2 separate regions of the Mus musculus genome follow, and region 2 is linked to region 1. A link is a loop called in an ENCODE intact Hi-C map of the cell type or tissue named here. Cell type or tissue: left cerebral cortex. All regions are shown on one strand.

Region 1 (8,000 bases):
CTACCACGATCTTATTTTTACTGAAGGGCGTGCACCACATGGAGAAGTTCTTATCCTTTGTGGACATTTGCAATGTTCTCCATTACAATTTCTAAAACAGCTTCAAAACAAAGTTTCTTGACTTGCCAGGCACAGTGCTTCACGGCTCCAATTCCAGAATTTCAGAGGTTCAGAAAAAGAGTTTCGGTATGAATTGTAAGTCAGTCTGAATGAGACCTTGTCTCAACACCCCACAACAACAATAACAACAACTCAAACAAACAAAAACAACCCTGCTCTTAAAATACATGTATAAATATGGCAGTTAACTCAGTGAACTCGTTAGCCGAAAAACTCAGCCTAGGAAAGCATCATAATTAAGGATCCCATCCTCCCCTAAGCCAGCCATTGTACTGATGTCGGCATTATTTGTTTACAGCCATCGTAGTCTACAAAGACTGAAGGAGGCCACGTCATGCTACTGGCCATGTCCGTTTACACTGTTGCATGGACGTGGGCTACATCAAAGTCCATTAAACACAGTGCCAGGAAGCAGAGGGACATTCTGTTAATGTTTGTTCTACCCCATGGGTTTCATTTGGCTTTGAGGGCATTCATCTCCCAGCATCTAGCTGAAATTCCTTCATTTTAATTGTGTAGTTGTGCCCCAGCAGGGCTCACACAAACACAAAGGTAGAGCAAAATGGATTTCTGCTTAGCCAGTCGGGCCCAAGCATCACTGAGTGAGGGATGAGACATCTGGTATAACCCAGCCTTCTGCTATCCTTTGGGATGACACTGAAGATGTTCATTGTTGTTGCTGTTTCTGGTGATGGTGATGCTGGCGATTCAGTGGAAACAGTGTCGATCTTTTGCAGACTACCGTACGGTTGAACCTTAGGAAAATGGAAGGATTTGTCCCATGCACGGAAATGGACAGTTGTTTGTCAAGCCCCTCAGGCCTTCTTATACTCTAGCTCTATGATTAGTCTACTCTTGTCTCTTATCACACTGGGCTTGCTAGAGAAAGCACATGGTTGGATACATCCCAAGCTGAAGTCCCATCCATCATCTTAAGTATTGATGAAAATGCCATAGTCATGTGAAAAAGAATGCTTAAAAGCTGGGTTCCAGACTTACCTTAAACTGAGAAAGTTGACAGAGTCCATGAAAGAGCAAAGAACAATGTGATAACTGGATCAGTGGATTGGGAATGAAGCCCTGGTATTTGTGGCTCTAGATTGCTTTTAAGACCCCCTACTCACCTACGATATTCTGCATATGCAAAACACCTTCATGTGACTTAACAAGGCACCTGGCCAAAAAAGGTCTATTTTCAGGCCTCTTCTACGGCTTTGCCACAGACTGACTTCCTGTTGCTCTGAGCAGAAATGCGGATCTCAGCTGATAGGTGAGAGTTCTGTGTCCTGATCCAAGCTCCACCCCCTTCTCCAGCCTCAGAAGCCCATAGCTTCCATGAGTGGCAATTCAAAGGCTAAGCCCCTAAAAGGCTGAGTTTCACAAAAGGCATCACAAGACCCAGCTCCCTGATGTCTTACTAATGCCTTCTAAACATAGAGTGCTGCAGGCATCTCGCTGCTGCACACTGAATCGCATTCTTCCCTGAGCAATCATCTCAGAGTCTCAGCTTTTCCATTAGCAAGATGATTAGAGTACAGAGTGATCTATTTATAATAAGCCCCAGCTTAAGCACTGTGGCTTTTCTTTGGCCCTGTTTTAAATGCGTCTCTCTTTGTTAATTAATGTGCTTTATCCCAGAGTTGCAGGTCACAAGGATGTTCCTGAGGTGGACAGGGAAGAGAGAACCACGCCCGAGGAGGATGCTCCAGCAGTTTTCAGGATTGGTGAGAATGCAATAGGCACATGAAAAGCAATGTTCCAGGCTTGTCCTAAACTGAGAAAGTTGACAGAGTCTATGAGGGTAGAGAACAATTCGATAACCAGACCGTGAATGGACTCGGAGCTCTCTTTTGTTTTTAAGACTCCCCTTCTCACCTGGGATATTTTGCACATGCAAAACACCTTCATGTGACTTAATAAGGCACCTGGCATAAAAGTTCATTAATGAAGATGAAAACACTAAAACTCAGGTTATTTAGTAACCGGGGCCTGGAGCCAGATCCCAATTAAACCACTGTTGTGGTAAAGGAAGGGATCAAACTGCCCAATAGGTTCCATCTGGCTGCTTCTGTGGGTCAGCAGAGTGCCTCATGGCCGTGTCAAATTAGCCTTTTCACCTTCTTTCCAGTGCAGAGGATCTAAAGTGCTTGTCCGGGGGCCCTGGGCTGCTCAGGGGTCCGACACTCACTTGGAAGGCCCTGGCAGGTAAGGAATCCAGCTGGAAACAAGCATGACTCACGGGGAGCCAAAACCTCTTTGTCATTCATTTCACTGGAGGGCCCCTAAACCTCCAATCCCATTTGTACCCCACTGAGGAGATCTGATAACGGTCCTGGCTTTTCAAACTTCTGGCGGGGGCCTCACTGACCCATAACAGGACTGTACACATGATTTCTTCTCATACTGTCTTTGTAAATTGACCATGGCTAACCTTGCAGTTCTAATCAGATCAATCAGAATAACATTTCTTTAGCTGCTGCTGGCTGGCAGCCTCCCGGGCTGACGTGTGACTCAGAGTCAGCAGTAGACACCAAAGTCCAATTTTTGAGTTTCCAGGGGTCTCAGGTTTCTTTTGCTTTTATCACAGTTGGTGAGCTTTGTAAGGCTCGTGTTTACAGCCATGCAAATTAGCCTCAGCTGGAGAGAACTCAGGTTGGGCCAAAAGGAAATCAAACAGCAGGTCAAAGGTATTTTATCAAAAATTACAAGTGTGGCCACAGGACTGGGGTTAAACCAGGCTCCCTTAGGAAGTAAGTGGACAGCTCTGTCTGGTGTAACCTGAACTCTTGGCCTTTAGAACACACACAGAAAAAAAAGTCTGTTAAGGGATGGTGGGGTGGTGAGGAGCCACGCCAACCCAGTAGTTCCAGACCAGTTCTACCAATGGCTATGGCTGTCAAGTACTCTTTGTGTACATGGACAACGGTGAATGAATGTTGCATCTTTAGAGAAAGAAATGTGTGTGCAACTTGGTCTGCAATATGCTCATTCAGTTTCTAAACGTCTGTGAGACAAGGTCTCCACAGGCAGATAAATTCTGATATTTTGTACCTGGAAAGTTGTTTAAACTTCCTTTCCAGATGCTATGATACTTATAAATGCTAAATGCTAAAAAACAAAAACAAAAACAAAAAACAAACAGACCAAAAAAAAAAAAACTCAAAAAACCCCAAAACAAACAAACAAAAAAACCCAGACCCTAGTCAGCTACCTTCAAGGCAAGGTAGTTGACTCCAAAGCTGCATTGTGATTTTCCAAAGATTGCCAGTACTTAAAAGAACTTCATTTTAAAATTATTCCATCAAAGCTAAATAGGGGTTATTAAAATCACAGTTACTCTCTGAGGCCGGATGAGTATCCAGGCCTCATACGACACAGCAGACGCTGTAAGGCAGCTGAGTCTGCAGAACACTCTAGGAGTACTGAGATATTGGTCTGGATGGGATTCCCTTGCCCAGTTGCCCCATTACACAGAAAGTTAAATTAAGGCTGCTGGATGTTTAGTGTTCTAGTCTTCAGAATCACCACCTGAGCCTCGGAACCCTTCAAACTGAAGCTCATCTATTGACAGAATGAGACGCCTGCCATAAGGAGACTTCAAAGGCCTTGTCCAGGACCTCATTCTTGCCTAGGGTCAGTGAGACCTACAAACCAGGCTCATGGACAGCGAGCCAGTGCGACTCTCACCAGACCAGGACTGGAAATGGTATTCTGATTTAGCGGAGTGACCCTGAAGTCAACATTGTAGTTACATTTAAATGAATGCATTGGTTTTCACGTAACTAAGAACACGGCTCTGAGCTGTCTGTCCTTGATTGGCTCCTTATGAGCTGTGTGATGCTGGGCGAATTACCCAACCTCTCTCCACTCCAATTTCCTCGATGACAAAATGGGAATAAGATGGTAATCATCTTCTTCAGGTCTTGTGGAATTAACTAAGTTAATACATACCAAGCAACTAAACTATTGGTAAACACCTCTTAGCGTTATTACTACAAGTGAAAACATGCCTGGTCATTTTTACTTGGAAAATACTCCAAAATCCAAAGTAATTGAGACTTCTGGTCACAATAAGCAGTTGGCTGGACGGAGGGGTGCAGGGAGTCTATGGTGGCCATCACGTACACAGATGAGTGTGCCCTGCAATGCTTTTCCAGTTTAGCGTTCAGCACCCGCATGACCTGGGGTTATTAACCTTGAGTACATATATAGGACCTTTCATTCTACTTTTCCCATCTTCAAAATACTTCTCTTTAGGGTTGGAAGCCACCATCACTGTCCCCCCACCCCCACCCCCAGCATGGCAACTGGGCCTCATCTCTTTTCCAGCTCTACCCATAGTCACCATCTCAGACAGGGTCCTACACTTGGGGGAAATGAATGAGCTTCCAGGCCAAAAAAAAAAAAAAAAAAAAAAAAAATCGCTGGATTTAACTGATTTTCTTTGAGTATACCTCCAGGTATCTAATCACACCTTGTACTTTTAAATTAGATGATATTCAAATGCATATTCAAATAACTCTTTTCTGTCTTTATTTAGATTTTAAAACTATAGTGGAAAGAGGGAAAGGTTCTGGAATTAGTTCCAAAGGAGCCAAGTCCCATCCATTTTAGACGACAAGCATTCGTTCCAAGCTCTGCAACTCTGCCGAGAAACAGTTTTTACTTCGCTGACACCCACAAGCTTCGCTAATATGCACTTGGCTCTGAGAGTTCAGGATAATGTGCTGTAAAAATCTGGCCTCCTGGGCTTCCATTGCTCTGGGAGAAGACATTTAGCTGTGACTCTCATTGTAAAGTGCCCTCTTGTGGCTTTAAGGAGGTATTGACAGTTCTGGTGACACTTGAAACTGGCCCTGAGTTAACAACCTAGATTAAATTATTCTTTTAACAGCCAACTGGAGAAACAGTGCTTAGAGTTGATAATCCAAAAGAAGCACTAATGTCCATATACGATAAGCTTTCCCCACTTTTAAAAAACAAGCTGATAAAGGAGATGTGCAAGCCAACTTTGGGTGTCATCTCAAGTCTAAATAAAGCTGGAAAGGGACAAGTGTTGTGCTGGTGCCTGTCCGGGAGAGGCTCTCACTTCCTCTGGGTGAATCTGGCTAGCTGGAGTCTGATAACTGCAGAATAGGAAAGCCCTGAGTATTCCAAGTCCTACTCCAGGAATCTGGGTGAAGTACTGACATTCTCAGGGCACAGAGGAGTACAATCAACACATGGGCATCCTGTACAGGATAACTCAACCCCACATGCTTTTATCAAACACAAGAGAAGTGTAAAAAAGATGGACAAACTTATCCTTATCCCCAGGCGAAAAATAACATACATACCTCCCCAAGGCAGCCCAGAGAAATTATCATTGTTACAAAAGTTTGAGTAATATAAACTTGGAAGGGCAGCAGGTTATAAAAACCCTATAAATTTATGTTCAGCCTTCCAAGCAATGTTCTCTTTCCACCCTTCTCCCCTCCTCTCTACAATGAGACACGAAGTCTGGGACTTGAGCATTTAAGCCACAATCCTCGCCAAAGTGACCAAATTACAATCAATGCTGAAGCATTTTGGCACCAGAAAGTTTCAACAGAGTATCATCTGCAGAGCCATCACAGCCCATCTCCCCCAAAGGGCTCAGAGAAAGTAGTCAGTACTTCATTAATTCTGAAGAACTATCTGCTGAGGAGACAGAGGGAGGAGAATGCTTTTTATACATCTCAGAGAACAGGAAGCAGACAGACAATTCACAATTCAAAGTCAGATCACATCTCAAGGGCAGAAGGAGATTGGCGGGTCTCGAGATTTTCTGTCAAGCAAGTTTAGACCAGAACTGGGAGGCTTATCACGGACGTAGTGACCTCCTTGACAGATGCCAAGAGAAAAGAGCCTCTGACAACAGACTCTTGGATGCCCGTCAAGGCCCTGACCTTCTTGCTTGAGAACAAATGTAACTCAGGGGCAGTGTAAACACAGGCACACTAGCAGTGTAAACACTTATCTTACAGTGCAAGAAAGAGAACGCAAGCCAACTCCAGTTGAAGTACTGTTGGAATGTGTCATTATAGGAAGTTGTGGAATGCTTCCATAAATACTGGAAAATGAGAACACACTGGAGATGTTCTAGATTCTTTTCTAAGGTTTTTTTTTTTTTTTTAAAGACACAATCACATGTAGCCTAGCCTACCCTAGAACTTACATCCTCCTGCTCCAGCTTCTTAGGTGCTAGGATTACAAGGGTGTCTCAATACACCTGGCAATATTTTCTTCCCAAAGCTTTGATGTGACAATAGTTTATACAGAAATTAACATAAAGTTCCAAGGGATGCCTAAAAACATCTTCATAATTACAATTCCTTTGATTCCCATAACAGCTATGCTACGAACTGATATTCTCAAATATATATAAAAATAAAAGGTGATGTGAGAAGGCCATCTGCTATGAAAAGAGGAATAATAAAGACTACCCGTGGTGGTGGTGGTATGAATCCTTGTGTTCGAAGCTCTTGCTCTTGGTGCAGTTACTGTTGTGCTTAATAGTGGCTGATAGGCCTGATGTGACCAGGGAGGATGGCAACCCCCTGAGGATGCAATGCTGTCATGCCTACGACTTTAGTTATAAATAACATCTAAAGTGCAATAGGTTCAGTCAAAGGAAATAACACAATTGAAATCGATGTATTTCTTTGCAATAATTGTACATACGATACATATTTTTCTTCAGGATGTTGAATCCTTTGTTTTTGTTTTAAATCGGAATATTAAAGAACACTTTGTATAATCTCACAATGAAAGAAACAGTTTAGACTTCATCACATGTAGCTGTGTCTCGACTCCTGTAGCAATGGCTGTTCCTCCTCATCCCCTTCAACTGAGTCCCCTCAGTGAAAACTGTGACCATCAACAGTGTGGTGAATTTAAACAGGAACCACAGACATATGCTGGAGCTCTTGAGCATATTCGCCACTGTTCATTGTCATCAATACTTTCCCAGTAGAGATGTGCAAAGCCGTACAAGTCTCTCCAGACTTGTTCTAAGTGCTAACGAGAGAGAGAGAGAGAACTACACTACAGTGGGCTTCCTTCTGACTCTTACACTTCATACTGTAGAACAAGATTCCTGCCCAGTTTGGTAATCCATGTCTGTCCTAGTGTAAGACAGGATTAAACAGTAGGGAATGTAAACACAGATATGAAGCTTGTCATTAGACACTCTTAGCTGAGTTCAGCAGACTCAACAATCAACCCCACTCTTTCTGATGCACACACAAGGACCACATCAGTTCTACTTTTAAAAAAAGATTCGGACATTTCTACCTTGATGTTGGCTGAGTTCCTCCTCCCAAGATTCAGAAAGCTGGATGCTTCAATATCCAACACACGTGCTTCTCTCTCCAGATCAGGTATTATTAAAAAACTTGTTTGGCAAGTGTTCTTATAGTCTTCTCATATGGAGACAATCTCATGATCACACTGAAAGATTTGGCCCCCAAAGCTGAATGTCCTTGAAAAAAGCCACTTTCATCTTCTCTTCAGGAGAAAAGAAAACAAACATCTGATTCTAGAGGAGACCAAGGGATCCATCTTGATGTCTGAAATCTGGCCACAGGCATGGAGGCTGTGCAGTCTCAAAAGGGCGGGTTTGCAGTCTTCTGGCGTTGAGTTAGTTAGCTGCTTTTCTTTCCTTTCCTTTCTTTCTTTCTTTTTTTTCTTTTCTTTTCTTTTTTTTTTTTTTTTTTTAATTTTCTTTACAACTTAAAAAAACCTCAACTTAAGGCAGGCTACAAAGTTCACTGAAAACGCCAAACACCATCCCTCCTGTTAAGCCTTCCAGACCCAGAATTTTCGGCTCCATTTGCATTGAACCCTCAAACATAACACAC
Region 2 (8,000 bases), 220 kb before region 1:
GCAATAGACTACAGTTAGTACAGAGACTGATAACTGGCTAAGTGCCAAAAATAAATAACTGTGCTTGGTTTTATATAGAACATCTATATCACTCCTTTCCGCTAAGTCTCAGGGAATAGTGTAGAAAAAATTATAAAAGATAGAGACTGCGGGGGCAGGGGAGCTGTTAGGAAACAATGTCATCTGGATATAACACAATCGATGTATTTACAAACTCACTGTTGCTATGGTTACCTGTGTAAGACTTGCATGAGATAGAGCCTGTCAACATTTTATCAGAGGGGAGAAGGGCTCATGAGACCTCCCCTTCTTTCAAGCCTAAAGTAGCCCTCATGGAGGGGCGTCACATGCTTCAGCGACAATATGAGGAGTGACATACACCCATACTCCAGTATATAACCTACTGGTGCTCAGCTGGGTAACCTTATGTAAACTCAGTGGGTTCCATACACAAGACATGGAAGTAGGAGGGCATTTTTATTTCCTAAAGAATAAAGCTCTCAGGGGTAAGGGGGATGAAAGGGGTAAAAAAAATGACCAAAATTCAACACATGTATATATATCTGTCAAATAATAATGAATAAATGTGCTTTAAAAATAGACTTCTGTAAGTCACAGTGGCCATAAAGGAGCAAAAGAAGGCTCAGTTTTTGTTTTTTTTAATAGAAAATCCCAGGAAGACAGAGCACATCTGAATTTTCAGACTATGTATTTGTAAGTCTTCATAAGTAAAATCCTGTATCCTCAAACTTGCATTGCTAATATGTTCATGTTATACAGCATTGGCTGTTTAATTATTTAAATTGCCTAGTGTTAAGAGGTGTCTATAAAAATTTTTTTGTTGTATATATTAACTGTATAATACAATAGTATGCTTGTGACTTTTGTGTTGAGACAGAGTTCCACTCTGTAAGCCTAGAGTTAGCGGCTTGAAACTCACTAGCCCATGCAAGCCTCAAATTCATGATAATCTTTCTGCCTCAGCCTCTCAAGTGCTGGGTTACAGGGAGAAGTGCCAGGACTGCTCGATAACTGGGACGTTTTCACAGTGATGTCTGCAGAAGTCACGGTGTTTACATGCCAATTCTAATGTTACAGGACCCAAGCAGACACCATGTGAGGGAACAAGGGCAGCGCTGAGGTCTTCTCATGTATCTCTGTGTGCCAGATAATAAACCCCCATGGATGCCTGCCTTCTGGGTCTTCTTAGAAAGAAGAAATAAAGTAGAATTCAAGAGGTTCTGCAAATTAAATTAGATCAGGAGCCTAAAACAGTTAAGCTTCTGATAAAAGCTAAATACACACACACACACACACACACACACACACACGAGAGAGAGAGAGAGAGAGAGAGAGAGAGAGAGAGAGAGAGAGAGACAGAGAGAGACAGAGAGAGACAGAGAGAGAGAGACAGAGAGACAGAGAGACACAGAGACACAGAGAGACACAGAGAGACAGAGACACAGAGAGAGAGACACAGAGAGAGGGCAAGAGAGAGAGACAGAGAGGGCAAGAGAGAGAGAGACAGAGAGAGGGAGGAGGAGAAGGGGAGGAGGAAGAGGAGGAGGAGGAGAAGGGGAGGAGGAGGAGGAGAGATCTAACGCTTTAAGCAAAACCTTCCTATAAATGTCTTTCAGGTTCTTCCCGAATGCAGTTCCTGTCAGCATTCTTGGGGTAGACATTCTGTGAATAAATGGGTGAAGCAGAAGAAGAGACAGTTACAAACCAGTAGCCAATCAGGACAAACTCCTCTCACATTACGTCAGAGTAGTTGGAAAGTGGCTTCAGGAAGTAGAATCTATCATTTAGTTACCCTTGCTTAAGCACCTCAGATTTGAGAGTTTCACTTGGGCCTGGATGTGATGGCTCAGACCTGTAATCCTAGCCCTTAGGAAATAAACAAAGACTTGTTGCAGGGCCAAGGCTAGCCCAGACTACATTCTGAGACCCTGTCTAAATTCCCCCTAACTCAACGCCATCAAAGTTTAATTTGAGTAACTAGTTGAGCGATCCTTATTTCCCTCTTATTAAAAGCAAGTTTTGATTGTGTGATTAGGCTTAAAGGGTTCTAAAGAATCTGTCCTCTGTTACTTTCATCCAGATTACATAATGGTTGACAACCAGTGGTTGTCACCTGTGGAAATGCAGATACAAAGACCAAAAAAGTGCCTATCTACATAAATATTTACAAACATTCTAGACTCCAAACTGAAGAGGCTAAGGCCTCTGCTGCTGTGTCCACAGAGGTTATATTCTCAGCACTTGGCCCAGCTGACAGTCCTACTTAGTGCAAATATGCCTAACTTTCTCAGCCCATAGGAATTTATCAAAGCCCAGTTACGTTAGACATCATATTTTGTGTCATGTAATCAAAGCAACCAAAATAGAAAAGGCCACACTCTCATGCAGTTTACATTCTAGAAAATACTTGGGTGACAGGAAGTGATAGATGATGATGAAGAAAAATGATGTAATGACTGGGAGATGAAATGGACTGTGGAGAAAACGCTAGGCTAGCATCGGCGTTCCAAAAACTAACACTTTGTTTAAGGAGGGTAATTTCCCCTCTTTGCATTTGTTATTTGGAATAGTTCATATGAGTCAGGAAGGGGCATGTAATTAAGGTTTGACTTTAGATGAGAGGGAGTTAATGAGTTTATAAAATAAACTCCCTTTTCTCTGGGGGAAATTATTCTCACACCGGCTCCGAGCACCCTCTTGGTGGGCTCCAGTGAACTCCGCATTCACTGCATTAGAACTCCGTGGGCTTCGGGACTCATAACTCTGCTTAAGTCCACTTGACCAGGATAGATCTTGAAGCTCATCTGATGGCTCTACTCTGTAGACAACTATTAACTGTGGAACAGTGTGTGTGTATGTTTGGGTATGTGCGTGTGTGTGAAGTGCACTAAGAGTATACAGATACAGCTTGCCATTTGCAAAAAGTCATTCAGAACGTCCTAATTTTTGAGATATTAACAGAGGTTCCCTTCTTGCTTCAGTTGCTTTGTGTGTGTATATATATGTCAAATATATATTTATATTATATATTCCATATATATATATGAACAGTACCTGTTAGGTGTTCAGTATATTTCTTACTCCCTCCCCTAACACTTGATAAAAAGGACTGAGTGCTGGGGTCCTTTTAGTTCATTCTTCTGCCACACACTCAGCTCAGGTAGATGGGCATCTGAGCAGAAGGAGCCAGTGCCAAGAAGAAGAGGGTATCCTTTTGCAGGCTGTTAGGGAGCCCGCCTGGGTTAACACCAGCTCAAGGGTTGACACCCTTTACGTTGGGGGCCTCGGGAAGATCCTTTAAGGCTCCTGCTTTGTCTGACCAGACTGTCCAACGGTGCCATTCAGCACAATGGTGAGGAAACACCTAGCTTGTCACGACCCGCTCCGTTGCTCTGCTCAGCGCAGCCGGGACTCCTGAGCGTGGAGCCCCATGCAGGCGAAGTTCAGCCTGCTAGAGAAGCCCAGACCTGGGGCTGGAAAGGGATGAGGGGCTAGAAGCCGGGGTGGGGGGATTTCCTCCCTCGCTCCCCTCTCCAACGGGAGCGGAAAATGTGATTTGCTGTGCATTCCAGGCGCGGTTCCCTGGGGTGACCTCTCCCACCCAGACGGGCAGGGGCAGGGGGGTGGGTGTAGACAAAGAGGCGAGGCGGGCGGAGAGGGGACCCCGCAGGGAAGCAGGAGGGGTGCAGTGGGCGGGGGCACTACCGGGAAAGGGGGCGGATAGCGGGTCCCGCGGCGGCGACGGCGCCTGACCAATGGAGAGACGCAGTCCCCGGCGCTTGGCTGGCGGCATTTAAACCGGAGACCGGGAGATGCCCGACACTAGGTGCGCCCTTCGCAGACCTGGAGACCCAGAGTACCGTGGTAGCGGCGCTCTCCTTCGTCTTCCTCCCGCGTCGAGCCCAAGTGGCTCGAGCCGCGGTCTCACGCAGCGCCACTCGTCCACAGCGAAGAACCTGAGGACCCACGGAAGTGACAGGTGAGCGCGGCGGTATTCTGGTGTGTGTGTGTCTCTGTGTGTGTGTGCGCGCGCTCGCTCGCGTGTGTGTTGGTATGAACCCAGGCTAGCCAAGGAGTCCCCAGGGTTCATACCATCTCGAATTCTTCTCAGTTGTGACACAGCCCCTTGGTGCACCAAAGACCCTTGAGTGCGCATTAAAGAACCGAACCTGGTCCTTCCTGCCGCAGAGGTAGATGTGGTGACTGAGGGGCACTGGGTCCACGGGGGAGGGAGGAAGGTAGAGAGAGAAGTTGTCAAAAAAGTGCATCCCGTTTCCATGTGCTGGAACCCTGCAAACTCGGTCCTGGTGCTTGAAGCACAGAGCCCGCGGGAGTCGCCTGCCGGGACAGGGCACTGTTGCCGAGTCAGAGCCCCGGAGCTGGCATCTCTGTGAGCTGAAGCCGACCTCGCAGCAAGTTGCAAGCAGAGACAGCCTTGAGAGTTGGGTACAGGGCTGGGACAGGGGCGTCTGTAGGAGTGGCGGTCCCAGGGCTTTGAGTGGTAACTGCTAAGGACTTGGGAATTGGTGGCGTGTGCATTTGCGGGTATGGCAGATGCAACTGAGGCTGGTAAGACAGAATCCGCGCGGCTTAACAAGTCGGGGTCGGGTACCTCGAAGCTTGAGTGCACGCGCCACACACTCTTGTGCTGGCTGTGCTCCGGCCGGCGCGTGGCTGTCTTTTTTGAGCCTCTTGGGGGGTTCCACGCTCTCATCCTCCATACAGCAGACCTGCAGGCGCCGGGCAGCCACTACTGGCTGTTTCCCACTTCCGTAGATGCTGGCCGATCTGTACCCCACAGGCCTCGGTAACGCCTCGCTGCGCCTCGCTAGCGACTGCGCTCTACTGCGCGCTTTGCCTCTTGCTCCTCGCTCGCTGCCGCTGCTGTGAGCCATTCCGGTGAGCCCTCTCTAGCTCCTGGTAGAAGTCTAGAGTGAAGGGAAAGGCATGTGGCTGTCATCTCCCTGGTCCTACTTATTTCCTGAATTCTAGTTTGGGAAGAACAACTTCTCTATAGCCCTGGACTGGCTGTTCCCTCTCTGGCGTTCTTCAGCTTAGTGTTTGCCTATGCCCGGCTCTGGCAACCATCCACCAGCGAGACTGGCTGGGGAGGATGCGAGATGACTAGCCTTTCGTCCGAGGACCTTCCAGAGAACCTTAGGGGGCTCTCTGGTCTAGCTCAGCAGCCGTCTTTCCCCTCCCCAGTAGAATCCAAATCCCTACCCTTTGATGGAGAAATATAGCCTAGAAGTGAGGGGTTAAAATCTCCTCTTAACTGTTGGAGGGCAGAATGACGACCATCAGTAAGTAATTGGATCTCTTGGTGGAAAGAGCAAACCCAAGTGGTGCGCACGTCTGTTTATGTTCCCCTGAGATGGTGCCAGGATACGAACTGATTAAAACAATCTACTGTGTTCAATGGGTCACCAGGGCTTTAAGCTGTCCCAGGAACTCCAGAGTAGTGGTTTCCTTCTGACTGCTCTTACAAGTTAAATAAATAGCGTAGAAGAGGTTAAGATAACCCCATCCCAGGGTGAGGGCTCTTCTTTCACCCCAGGGCTGCCCTCTCCTCACCCCCTCCCCTTTTTCTTTTTGGGACAAGGCAGGCAGGCGGCACAGGGCACTTGGGAGTACAGACTTTTCAAAGCAACGAAGGAAAAGGATCTTAAGAAAACAAGATCCTCCTTCACTATCACCACAACCAAGTCTGCAGATATAGGTGTTTTCATTACTCTTATTGGACACATTGCACCGTTGGATTAAGGCTCCTCCGTGTGTGTGTGTGTGTGTGTGTGTGTGTGTGTGTGTGTGTGTGTGTGTGTGTGTGTGTGTTTAACCTCCGGGTCATTGTAGGAATTAGTGTCTTTTGTAAACTTTGTAACTTCACAGCTTTCCTATGATCTTCAAAGTTCACTCTGAGTAAAATGTTTTGTTAACCCACAATCTGTAGGAAGTCCAAATTGGCTAATGCGGTTTTCACAGCAGCACTTAGGGAGAGAAGAACAGAAACACGCTAAGTCCTTACACCCCTCAATGTCCACCTCTTGTCCTTCTAAATTGATGCTATTGGTGACCTCAGTCTCAATGGTCCAGTCTACAAAGTGACAGAATACAAAGAACCCCCATGGTCCCAGACCTCCCCAAGAAATGCTTGCTGGCAGCAAAGCTTCGGAGTGTGTTTGAGAATGCAAAGCCAAAGACATATAGGAGAGCTTCAGCCTTTTATGTGAGGAGGAGAAGAGGAAGGCATTTCGGAGCAGCAACTACACATTTAACTGAAAGGCACTGACCAGGCAAGTGCTACCAGCCCATGTCTTACATCTGCAAAGAATTTTCTTTAGTTTTAACATATGTTCTTAGAGATGCAAAATACAACAAGAATTCCCATGACAGAAGGAGTCTTTTCCTCTGCTTGCAAACACAAAGATACAAAATAGATAATTATTAGATTTACAATATTTTTCAAAATCTACTGCATTAAAAAAGCAAAGCCACATGTTCCTTGTTAAATATGCTGTGCTGAATGTCACTGGCGTAGTGACTAAGGACATGTTAGAATTAGATGAAACTGGGCTCAAACCCTGGCTATCCACATTATAAACTATGTGACCTTGGATGGATTCCTGATTAGTAACAGGAAGACATTATTATATACCTCATAATTTATCATGACAAAACTTGGACAGTGTTTAGCATAATGTCTGATGTAGTAAAAACTAAAAAAAAAAAAAAAAAAAAACAAACCAAAACTAAGAGGTACCTTTTATTACTAGTGGCTGTGTTGGGCATGAGAGACCAGAGGGTGATTCTGAATTTAATCCCAAATCCCAAATATTTGTAACCATTACAAAATGTAGCATATGACTTGGCTGTCACTCAGTACTGCTGCTTGGTGAGCATTTGATATTTATACTTTCTAATTCATTTCCTGCGGATTCAAATAATTGTATACAATTATTAACTGCACTAAAAAAAAAAAAAATCTTCCCGGAAACTACAAAGATATTTAACCACCAGGTGTCTCCTCCTCACCTTGTGTGGTGTTGGATTCCAGCCTGACTTAGCCCTAGTGGGCAGATTATTTTTAAGAGACTTGCAACAAACGTGCAGGACATACAATTTATGACACATGCCAATCATTAATTTTTCTTATCTCCTTGGTAAAATTTGTCTGAGAAATAAGCCAACCTTTATTATTAATAAGGAATTCCCTAGTTAATTTCTATAGGATGGCTCTAAAATTTAAAGTTAAAGAGCTAACTAAAATTAACTTTCACTCTCCTTAAAGATTAAGGCTTAAGGGGAAAAAGAAATGGATTCTTTTAAAATCTGGCCTGTCTATAAAGCATTTGCAGCAAATTCCGTTGTGTTTTCTGCCAGGAGAATGAGCTCATGTCATTCTTGTTGCCTGTCTTTCTAAAGATCGTCCAGCAGGAACAGTGGGCCCGTTCAGGTACAGACATCTGGAGTTCACTGTAATTCTTAACAAAACTCCATTTAAGCCACTGACCAAGCAGGTTGCTTGGCTAATGTGAGAGCCACAATGAGAAGTGTGTGGAAAGGAGCTGGCCCTAGATTCTGTAAATACATCAATAATATTGGAAACAAGTCAGACATATTTTTGGGGTTTCTGAATCTCCAGACTGTGAAGACCATTCTTGGTGCTTTTGTGAAATTTTTTTTTTTTTGACAAGTTACCAGGGCAGAAGTAATTACCATACCTTTCCTTGCTTGGAAGTGTTTATTCTTGAACACCAAGAGAACTGAGGACAAATGGGAGGCAGCGAAAACCTGTTTTGAGGATCTGTCCTTTGAGATAAGTGATTGGAGGAGTGTAGTGGCAAAATGAAAAAGAGATGAGGATGAAGTAACAGCTTGTTGGCAAAGGCAAGCTGCAGAGAGAGCTCACCTCCAAAATATTAGCACATCACTCAACAGCAGAAATGCACTAAGGGGATGTTAAGGCAGGGTTTGGGATG

What was found. Hi-C counts contacts between places; a loop is a spot of excess contacts. Peaks named below come from ENCODE experiments on the same cell type or tissue, not always from the same donor. Only the 100,000 strongest peaks of a DNase experiment are listed, where the experiment ranks them.
Region 2: it touches region 1 in a loop (2.0-fold over the local background); 3 of 42 quality-filtered maps call a loop at or near these places.

Annotation. Positions count from the first base shown.
Region 1 is chr2:113,532,754-113,540,753 of GRCm38, reverse strand. All of the region lies in intron 7 of Fmn1 (formin 1), which reads right to left. Among named protein-coding and RNA genes, the nearest start is that of Gm13963, 140 kb to the right of the region's middle. In left cerebral cortex, a CTCF peak has its summit at 4,929 (motif pointing left); DNase peaks (open chromatin) are centred at 1,478, 4,902 and 6,100.
Region 2 is chr2:113,754,491-113,762,490 of GRCm38, reverse strand. Grem1 (gremlin 1, DAN family BMP antagonist) reads left to right here and starts at 3,843. Exons shown (of 2, transcript NM_011824.4): 1 at 3,843-4,000. Gm46756 (a long non-coding RNA gene) reads right to left here and starts at 1,334. Exons shown (of 2, transcript XR_003954050.1): 1 at 1-1,334. In left cerebral cortex, no CTCF peak of the experiment used is centred here; DNase peaks (open chromatin) are centred at 3,405, 3,869, 4,448, 4,905 and 1 more place; H3K4me3 peaks cover 1,875 bases.